Linked DNA regions of Homo sapiens: region 1 is linked to region 2. A link is an interaction called in ENCODE POLR2A ChIA-PET data of the cell type or tissue named here. Cell type or tissue: B cell. All regions are shown on one strand. Links, peaks and the distances in the headings refer to the core of each region. The heading gives the core; the rest is flanking DNA.

Region 1 (5,385 bases), core at 289-5,288, 58 kb after region 2:
AGCTCTTGAAATGCATAGCTAATGTAGGTAGTCTTCCACTGTGGCAAATGCGCAGGATCCAATTCCTGATCGAGCCATCAGTCCTAGACATTGTGTGGCCTGTCCCATTGCTAGGGCAAGTGGAGGTTGCTTTGGCAGATTGTGGGTTTCTGAGGAAAAATAATTTAAAAATGAGAACAGCAATTAGCAAGACATTTTAAAAAACATTTCAATCAGGAGAATACTGCAATGACTTTAAAAACTACCACTCCCATACCACTCTGAAATATCAGCAAATGAAGGTTTCTAAGCAAAAGACAGATGCCGCCTTGGACATACTATTCTGACAAGGTAGTGTGGGTATTGTGTATTCAACTATAAGATAAACTCTGGCAGAATCAGACTTTTAAAGTATCAGATACTAAAATACTTCCATATTAACTATGATGGGAAAGGTACAATTTTTTATCTGATATTTGGAGTGGAGAGTAAGGAATTATTTCCCTTCTGGTTGATCAAAGTCAGTTGATACTAACTAAAACTAAAAAAGGCACCAGGTTTTCATTACAAGTTTCCACTGATGGGTTCTTCCACCTCTGTGGATAGGACCAAACAGGCTGCCTAGCCATCTCCAAGGCATATATAGGTAATGTTATTTGGGCTGGTGGGGAGTAAGTGGTGGTGGTGACAGTGAGAGAACATACAGCAGAGCCACCCCACAGTTTTGGAGGTGCTAATTTACAGTGGACAGTTCAGACATTTAAAAAAATGCCAATAAATTTTCAGGGTCCTGCATATCATAAGTTTCTTTGTCAGACATTTGTAGTACAAATGCAATAATTAACAAAATTTGTTCCTTGCCAGAGATGGAAAAAAATGAACTAATGGTAAAAGTGGCCAGACTCAGAAGCTGGTAATTTCTCTTTATGAGAAGGCAATGTCCAAACTAATCAATAAAATTACTAATCAGTTCTTTATAGGCACAGTTGACAACAAAGGGCAAAAACAGTTGACACATGGCTAGGAAGGCTTCATATGGTTTAACTCCACTCTTGGTTCAGAGGATGCAATTTGATGGTGGAAGAAAGAAGAGGAAATTTCCAAAAGGGAAAAAGCACAATATCAGAAAGAAGCAAATTCAGGACTTAAAGGTAGAAGAGAAAACAAAAACAGGATTAAGAATAAACGTGTGCAAAAAAGGGCACATAGATTGATGAGAAAGTGTGGTGTCTTGAGGGTTCACAGGGAAGACCGTGCTCAAAGACAAACATCTACAGGGAATATTTTTTTAATTTTATTTTGGCCAAAGGAAGCATCTGGCGATGCATCTTTAACTTTTTTGGATGTATGAAATTTTCATAACACTATATAGATGGACCTACATAATATAGCATGGTATTTATAAACATATACATGCCCATCTATAGCAGTTTAATAATTGTGTCATTAATTTTACAGGAATCGCATACATTTATATTAATAAGATTAAGCACTATTTATGGCTGAATCTACATAATATAGCACAATATGTAAGAGTATATGTGTCTATAGATAATGGTGCTCAACAATTAAATTCCCTTGAAGAACTCAAGAAACTAAATTGTAAGAAAACTGGTCACTTTAAAGATTAGTATCATCTAATAATTAGGTCTTAATGATTACCTACAATATAACTTCAAAAAGACATTTATAGTAAACCATAATTTTCCTTACAATTCCAGCATTATTACTAAGTTACTTTTACCAACGGAGCTAAATGAATTTTGTAGAACCAATGAAAATATAACACATTAACCAAAGAAAATTCACATTTATATACAAATCCTAAATTCCGGAGAACTACAACACTGAGGACACTACTCCTATTCCCAAACTTCAGTATTGGTCCTTAACAAATTAATAAATTTTCTAAGGGCAAAGAAACAGACTGAGTCTTAAATATGAATGCTTTTCATTGCTTCCTTTACATTCTTGCTGTAAGAGTCCTGGCCCTCATTGCAAGTCTCCCTATCTAAACTACTCTTTAATCTACTTTTTGTGGCACTGCCCTCATCTTCCTAAACTAGTTTGAAATATGTGACTAAAAGTCCCTGAACCTTGCAGGGCCAAACAGCACAGCACAGACTTCTAAACTAGACTGGAGTCCCAATTACCTGGGAATTAGACTCTGAAGTCAAATGAAAACTCACTCTTTATATAAATTACCTTTGATGAGAACTGCCCAAAACTCAAACTTGTTTTATGTAAACAATCGACCCTATCACATTTATATAGAAATGCACAATATGTGCAGTTACACAATTCATATAAAAAGTACTTGTTCAGTATATAAATACTATAATCACAAACGCTACAGTGAGCTGCTCATAGGAATGGCAACCAAACGAACATCGAATTAGCGTTTCGCACTTGATGCTCACCCCTGGCTAAGCCTCGCCTTTTAAATTGCTTTTCTCTTCCTCACCCACCCTTTTTATTGGGTAAGGGCATGTAGTTGAATCCGGCTAATATAAATGCAAATAGAATGTGACATCAAGGCTTGATCCTGCCGGGTACTCACAAGTCATCAGGAAGCCCCTTGTGCCCATATTCATAAGCATGGTGGGAGCTGTGATACCAGTGGCTTAGGCTGCTGCTACCCATTGCAAATTTAGCTCAAGCAAAATGGTTGGGAACCAGGTAACAGGGGAGGACCAGCTAGGAATCCTGCCCTCTACTGGATCAGTTTGAGCTTCTCTGATATTCAAGCTCTTCACTCCCTTACTTCCATTTTCATTCTCTCCATCAAAACCTTTCTTGACCTCTTTTCTTCAAATGTACCCTGTTCCCTTCTAGCCTAACTCTTGTGACAATTATTAATCTATGTTCTTAACGTTCTCCGATTCCTTCTACAGCAGCCAAACGAGAGAATGCCACCCAATTCCTAGCCTAGAAATCAGTGGCAGAAAATGCCTTTCACTAAAGAGGGCTGTAAGGAATGTCTCTGGTAGGGTAGTATTTTGAATTATACACAAGGACCACCAAATCTCTCATTCTAATGAGAGAAGTAGACATTCGTGGCTACCAGAAATGCTTACATACATGCACACAAAAACTTCTATTTCCCAAACATCCCAAGTTGTACCCCATCTTACTGTTTTTATTCTATTTAAATCCACTTGAATCTGGAATTAAAGGAGGGGGTTTCTATATTTTAGGTATTTTTATATTTTAAAAATATAGAAAACATTTTCCTGATGATTTTACCAAAGTGTAAATGCCAGTACAAACACCCTCTCTTAAATTTTCAGAGAATCTAACTGAAATTGTGCCTTATTTGGCTTTACTTACCTAATATTGCACTGTTAAGAGCTGAGCACACAGGTTCTCTCTGAATCGGGTCAAGCTGATTTCCAACTGGGCTGTTCCAGGGATCTGAATATGCTAGTAGACTGAATGCATCCTGTTGAAAACACATCGATTTGGTTTTAATTCAAATAGTTCAACTATTATGCTCACAAATGTTTCCAAGTTGAGAGGTAAAATATGGCTTCCAGGCACAGACTAATAATGTAAACTTTAAACCCATTTACTCCCAGCACTGGGACGCTCTACATTTTTGAACATTAAATTATGCAGCAAAGCCTAATTTATTTTCATTTTTCCTGTGGACAGCCATTCTCATTCAACTTCCTCCCATCCCTAAACACAAAACAGGAAAAAAAAATTTCAAAGGAATGAACTAGTACTGGTGTAGGGAGAGTGGAAGGCAAAACATTCAGATGTTTTACTTCACAATTTATTACTACTGATATGAATGTGACAGTCAAAGGACAGGGCCTGTCTGCATTTCCTTTTTTCAACAGATTTAGGAACTGGACACATCTCACTGGGATGTCATCTTCTCAAATTCAGTTATGAAAAAATTAAACAGGCTGCCCTTCAGGACCTGTTTATGCATTCAGTATTTCCAACTATCTCAAGCCACACCTCTTCAAAACTTAAAATGACTGACAGTCGTCTTCTTTTCAAACAACTACTTTATATTTTTTGTCTTCTTTCTATGGGAGGCACATACTAATGGTGGTTTCAGATACTGGCTTCAAGTCCAAGCTCCACCACTAACTGGCTGTGTAGCCTTTGGCAATTGACAATCTAAGTGCCAGTTTCATTACTGCATAATGGGGACTATAAGAGGCCCTATTTCCTAGATTTGTATGAGGACTAAATGAAATTAGCAGTATCAGTTCATTCTAATCTTTCAATAAATGACGTCTTATTATTATGCCAAAAGTCAATACCCTAATCCAGAGCAATATTATACAAATATAAAAATAGAGAAATTCAGAACACTCTTACCAATTTGGAAGGCAGACATGGAGAGTTGCTGCAGAAACTGTCAATTTGTGAGTTCAGGAACACAACACTTTGAAAATACTGACTACTGAAATTCCTAAAGAGCACCATCTCCTAGGTTCAGCTGCTCAAAAAACCAGATTCCACACCCATTTTCCATCATTTCTCTAGTTATCTTACTAGTGTTATGAAAGCAGAGGTGGGGGAAAGGCTTCTGATTAACTGTACTCTTGCCCTTTCTCATCCAAATAAGCCTCTAATATTGTGGATTTAAAGAAGAATAACCCATGAAGAAATGCTGTGAAGTCAGTCTGAGACCACAAGGCATGGAATACACGTGCCTCTACGCAAACACACATGGCTCCTCCATTGTTTTATATTGCTGAGTATTTCATTCTGGGTAGTTTTCTCCTCCAATTACAATAGAAGTTCTTTGAAGATAAAAATTATTTACTATACTATTTTGAATCCCCTGAAGCTATGCAGGTGCTTGGTACAGGAAGATAATTCATATGCCTGTTGAGAGCAAGACCTGCTTCTTCCAGCAATGAAGATGTTTTATGCATCCCACAAAGCTACTTGGTTCTACTTCCCGCCCCTAACCCAACCCACACTTCCCAACCCATGGAAAGAATATATGACCCTTTATCCTGTAAAGCTAACTCAAATCAAACACATTATTTTGTTTTTGGCCGGGTGTGGTGGCTCACACCTGTAATCCCAGCACTTTGGGAAGCAGAGGCAGGCAGATCATTTGAGGCCAGGAGTTCAAGACCAACCTAGCCAACATGGTGAAACCCCATCTCCACTAAAAATACAAAAATTAGTCAGGCATGGTGGTGCATGCCTCTAATCTCAGCTACTCGGGAGGCTGAGGCAGGAGAATCACTTGAACCCAGTAGGCGGAGGCTGCAGTGAGCCAAGATCACGCCACTGCACTCCAGCATGGACGACAGAGAGAGACTCCATCTCCAAAAAAAAAAAAAAAAAAAAAAAATCACGTTATTTTTAAGGACTGAGCTTTGCTCAAGACTTAATTTACCCCACAACCATCTGATGAGGGTACCATAC
Region 2 (5,385 bases), core at 128-5,127:
GAGTGTGCCTGGGGTAACCTCCATATCCACAATGCGCAGCATCCATGGTTCAAGCTCAGATCTGATCCTGGTAGTTGCTACTGAGGTGTTCCTTCTGCAGCAGTTCTGCAGTGGAATTTTGAGCATTGCTCCTGGCAGGTGGTCCTAGACCTGGCCTCAGTGACTCTGAGATACCTAGCCTCCTTTTGTTGTTGTTGTTATTTATTTATTTATTTAGAGACAGGGTCTCAGTCTGTCACCCAGGCTGGAGTGCAGTAGCAAGACCAAGGCTCACTGTAGCCTCAACCTTCCAGCTCAAGCGATCCTCCCACCTCAGCCTCCCGTATGGCTGGGACTACAGGCACATACCATCGCACCCAGCTAATTTTTAAAATTTTCTGTAGAGACAATGTCTCCCTATGTTGTCCAGGCTGGTCTTGAACTCCTGGGCTCCCCATTCAGCCTCCCAAAGTGCTGGAGTTACAGGCAGGAATCACTGTGCCCAGCTGTTAAGTGTTTAATATGAACATTTTGAAACATATACAAAAGTAGAAGGAATAGTATAATGAACCCACTTTAGCCATTCTCTATCTCTTCATCCCCTACTCCTCCTGGTGTAATTTACTTATCATAAAATTCACGCATTGTAGTTGAACAATTCAGTGAGTTTCAGTAAATTTAAAAAGTTGTCCAACCATCACAATTAAGTCACATTTTTGTTTTGTTTTAGTGTACAGTTCAGTGGATTTTGGCATGTGCATAAATTTGTGTACCATTATGACAACGAGGATACAGACAATTTTAATCACCCCAAAGAACTCCCTTCTGCTGTCTATAATCACACCCCTTCCCACTCCTAACTTCTGGCAACTGTTGATTTGTTGTCCATCCCTAGAGTTTACCTTTTCTAGAATGTTATATAAATTGAAATATATAGTAGGTAGCCTTTTATGTCTGCATGGTGTCTTTGAGATTCATCCAAATTGTTTCATGTAGTCCATTGCTTTTTATTGAATAGTATTATGTTGTATGATGTACTACCATTTGCTCATCCATTCCCCTACTGATGGACATTTGGTTGTTTCCATTTGGGGGAGATTATGAATAGAGTTGCTATCTAGAAACTTTTTTTTTTTTTTAATGAGACTGGGTCTCATTCTGTCACTCAGGCTTGAATGCAGTGATGTGATCATAGCTCACTGCAGCCTCAAACTCCTGGGCCCGAGCCATCCTCCAGCCTCAGCCTCCTGAGTGGCTGGGACTACAGGCCACCACAACTGGCTAATTTTAAAATTGTTTTCTAGAGACAGTCTCATTATATTGCCCAGGCTGGTCTTGAACTTCTGGCCTCAAGGAATTCTCCTACCTTGGCCTCCCAAAATATTGGGTTACAGGTGTGAGCCACCACACCTGGCCCTAATCTTTTTTAATGAATTCATTTTTTAATAGTTCAGTCAGCCAGTTGGTTTCCGTTGTTTGCAATTAAGAATCAAATGGCTATTCCTCTATAACTGGAACATCCGCAGATCTCACTCGCTAACAGTATAAATAAGCTCATTACCACTTACTTATTTTATTAGTCAAACATCCCATACCTACATCACTACAGTATCCCAGGTATTGTTTTGCTTTGATTTTTGTTGTGAAGGGGCATCTTCAAACCCCTTCACGCCAGTGCCCATGTCAGCAGGATGACTCATCCCCATCCACTGCTCAACAGTCTCCTTGGGCCATTGCCTACAGATCATTTGTGCTGTGTGATGGATAATGACTTGTGAATCCTGCTCTTCTTGGTTTATATTCTTAGAGGCCGTAGGAGAGATCCTTAGACCCCAGGCATCACAGAATTTAATGAGCCAAATGCTTTACTTTTACATAAGCTCTTTCCTCTCTAAAGCTCAGGTGGTGTCAAGGGGACTGGCTTGGGCAGGCTTGCGTCATGACCACTATGCTCTGTCTACTTAGACCTGCTGCCCGGCTTCAGACCTTAGACTTATTGTTGAGACCAGCTCAACACGCCTTCCTGTTTCTTTCCTGAGGATGAATTCACTTCCAGGGTCCCCGTAGTCCACACTCTGTCTTCTAGAGAGCCCCCTTCCGCATTTCCCTGCCAGTTCACCACATACGCCTTTCTTGGTGGTATCTTGTACCACACATGTCCATCATGGGGAGGATAAGCAAGTTCAAAGGGCTGTGGACCTGGGTGAGGCCAGGACATGTGGAAAGTCCCAAGAGTTTCCACTGCTTTTTTCTCATCTTATGTCTCATTCTCCTCCTCTGCTTCCAAAAATCATCAGGTAAATGCCCTCTTGAACTTCCACTGGTAGGTAAACAAGGGCAGTAACTCTCAAACTGTAAAGTGCATACAGTCACCTTAGGATCTGAAAATGCAGATCCTGATGGAGCATTTTAGAGTAGGGATTTATATTTAGCATTTCTAAAAACTTCCAGGTGTTGCTGATGCTGCTGTTTTCAGAATCACGCCTGTTTGACATGACGGAAATTTCAGAATCTGGTTAATATTCATTTTATGCCTTTCCAAGAGGGTTGATATATGGTTTCTTTTTCAAGGAGATTGATGAAACAGTACAAAGATGAGGGGGTTGATAGTTGCTAATAACTACTCAGATGTTATTTCAAAGTGAAATGTATAAAGTAATTTCATAACCTAGTCCTGGAAAGTAGCAAATGAACAGCAACTGCCTATTGGGTGGTACTGTATGCTAGGCACTATGTTAAATACTCTTCATACCTTATTTCATTTAATCCTTACAACAATGCATTCAGAATGAGCATTATTAGCCCCATCTGAAAGGTGAAAAATCTGAGGTTCAAGATGCTAAGACAGAATTGGTGAAGACTGGATTCTTAAATCCTGTGCTTTTCAGTCCCACAGAACATTGCCTGCAACACACTTCTACATGCACTCCAGTGTTTATCACACACTCAGTGGAGTAAGTGATCAAATCTGTTTATGAAATAAATACAGATCGAATATGTAATAAAATGGACAAATGTCCGCTGAAGTAGAACTTAAACCCAAGCTCTCTTCTGTGTGTTTCCTGAGGGTGTTTTTTGTTCCTACCGCTCTAATAAAGTGTCCTGATTAGAGACAATGCCGGTGCACTAGTTTTGCCTCAACTTCAATCTTTTGCCTTGACCTCTCACCAGATTATATTAAACTTCTTAAAGACTCTGATGAAAAAAATTTTTTAAATGCTTTATGCGCCTAAGGAAAATGTTAATATTTACAACAGGTACCCTGTAGAGCTCTGTATTAGAAAGGAAGGGAGAAAAAGCAAAGACTAAATTTCAGTATTTAAAGTTTTGAGGAGGGGCTAAAGAAAAAAACAAAAAGAGTATGTTTGATAGTAGAGTTTTATTATTTCATCCATGCACTGCTAATATTATCAGTACTCATACAGAGCTCACATTGAAGGCCTAGCCAGTTTTTGGCACATATAAGATAAATGAATGAGTATATAAATGGATGGATGCTGTGATGGATGTATAGATGGATGGATGGATGAAATTATACTAGAGGTGGCTGCATCTACCCAGTCAATTTGAAGAATATTGGATTTTTATTCTCGTGTTTCTTAGCTTTTGACCTACTGTCTTATTTTTTGTTTTGTTCAGTTCTTCATGTAAAGATGACTTTTCGAAATGAACACATCCTTTGGTTAACTTCCACAACTTATTTTTAATTATAAAATATTTAGGAATAAATTAAATAGGAAAATGTGGAAAATTCATATGAAGAAAGTTGAAAACATTCCTGGGAGATTTACAAGATGACTTGAATAAATGGAAAGGTAAACATTGTTTTTAAATAGGAAAGTTCACTATCATAAATCTGTTAATTCTCCTTAAAGCAATTTATACATTTAACTTGCTCCCTTCAAAAATATCAATAGGATTCAGTTTCTAGAGCTGCATAGCTTTTAAAAAATTCTGCTTCCTTCCCCCTCCCTCCCATCTTCTCCTCTCCTTCGCCTCCCCACATGCTTGTACAAAGCGAAAGTTTTCTTCATTGGAAAAACTGCACCACTCTTGGGGACAACCTGGGGACAGCAAGCAGAGGAGAGTGAGGGAGAGATGCTGTACTGGGAAAAAAAAAAAAAAAAAGAGGACTAAGAGAAAGTCTACATTTTAATATTAAGGACCTCCCACCCTATCCCAAACCCTCTTCCACGACTCAGTCAGGAAAACTCTGGCAAACAGGCACATACCTTTCACCAACAGGATACTGTATGATGCTTCTTTAAATACCTGAAAGCCTCAAAGACTGACATTTTTTTGTGTCCTCCAATGAACTAGCTCTATCCTTGCCCAACAGTGAAGCCATTCCTCAACCCCCACCCCTACCTGGGATCATCCTATCCATTTTTGGTGTCTTGCTGTGAACAGTCAAGGATCATCAGATACTTGAGGAAAGCCTCCAACATGATCTCTCATGATCTCTCCAAAACAAACACAAAAGGAAACAGGAGAAAATAGAGACAATGTAGGGAGCAAAAGAAAAAAATGCACATTTTATATGTTATATATAATGTACAACATTATATATATATGTTTTCATGTATCAGGATATTACACGCAATGTCCCTGGTTGCCTCAGAATGTTGCTTAGGTTCAGAAGGCTGAGAAGAAAAGAGGTGACGAGCACCCCCACCTTAGAAAGAGAGGTGCTAGACTATTCATAGTTGGCAACAGCATGGGCTCAGGAGCCAGAAGGCCTGGGTCCAAATTCTGACCCTGTAGTTAGCAACTCCGTGACCAGGGGCAGATTAGTTCATCTGTCCATGCGGTAAAATGAAGAAAATCAAAGCCTCTACCTCACTGGGTCATTGTGAGGATTGAAGAATAGAATAACCCATGGGGAATGTTCATAATCGTGCCTGGTGCTTAGAGCTCAGCAAACATTAGCTATTGTTACTGTTATGCCATTATTAGCCCCTCACTCATCCAGAGACACGTAAAAGGAAAAAAATTCTCTGACTGTCGTTGTTAAAATGCAGGTATGTTTCTTATCTCTCATTGGTGAGGAGAACAGAGCTTTTCCCTACACCTCAAGACAAATGAGGAGGGCTTCAGAAAAACACCCAGAGAGCTTGACCTGTGTCCCTAGAGCTGGAGGACCTCAGGGACTGGTAGCCAATATGTACCTGTGAAAACCCACAGGAAAGAAGTGGCTAGGTGGGCCTGAGGGAACAGACCCAAGAGAGTTTGGGCTGTGTTAGGAATGCCTCTGTTTCCAGGATTCAGCAGTGAAAAGATTCAGGCACGTTTTCCACGGACTTGATACGGCCCCATGGGAAAGGGAGTTGGCTTTTAGTTTTCTTGGGAAGAATCCTGTTCTACCAGCTTTCTGTCAAGAGAAGGGCCCTCTGCTAGAAAAGATCC

The links. Peaks named below come from ENCODE experiments on the same cell type or tissue, not always from the same donor. Only the 100,000 strongest peaks of a DNase experiment are listed, where the experiment ranks them.
Region 1: POLR2A ChIA-PET joins it to region 2 with 6 read pairs; 32 of 35 experiments call an interaction of 5 or more read pairs at or near these places.

The regions. Positions count from the first base shown.
Region 1 is chr6:13,622,344-13,627,728 of GRCh38, forward strand. RANBP9 (RAN binding protein 9) reads right to left here. Exons shown (of 14, transcript NM_005493.3): 13 at 3,310-3,421; 14 at 1-149. The coding sequence ends at 19. It also overlaps a transcript of NOL7 not described here. Among named protein-coding and RNA genes, the nearest start is that of NOL7, 9.7 kb to the left of the region's middle. In B cell, for the core only: a CTCF peak has its summit at 2,667 (motif pointing left); a DNase peak (open chromatin) is centred at 2,678; H3K27ac peaks cover 1,746 bases.
Region 2 is chr6:13,564,433-13,569,817 of GRCh38, forward strand. No RefSeq gene overlaps it. Among named protein-coding and RNA genes, the nearest start is that of SIRT5, 7.5 kb to the right of the region's middle. In B cell, for the core only: no CTCF peak of the experiment used is centred there; no DNase peak of the experiment used is centred there.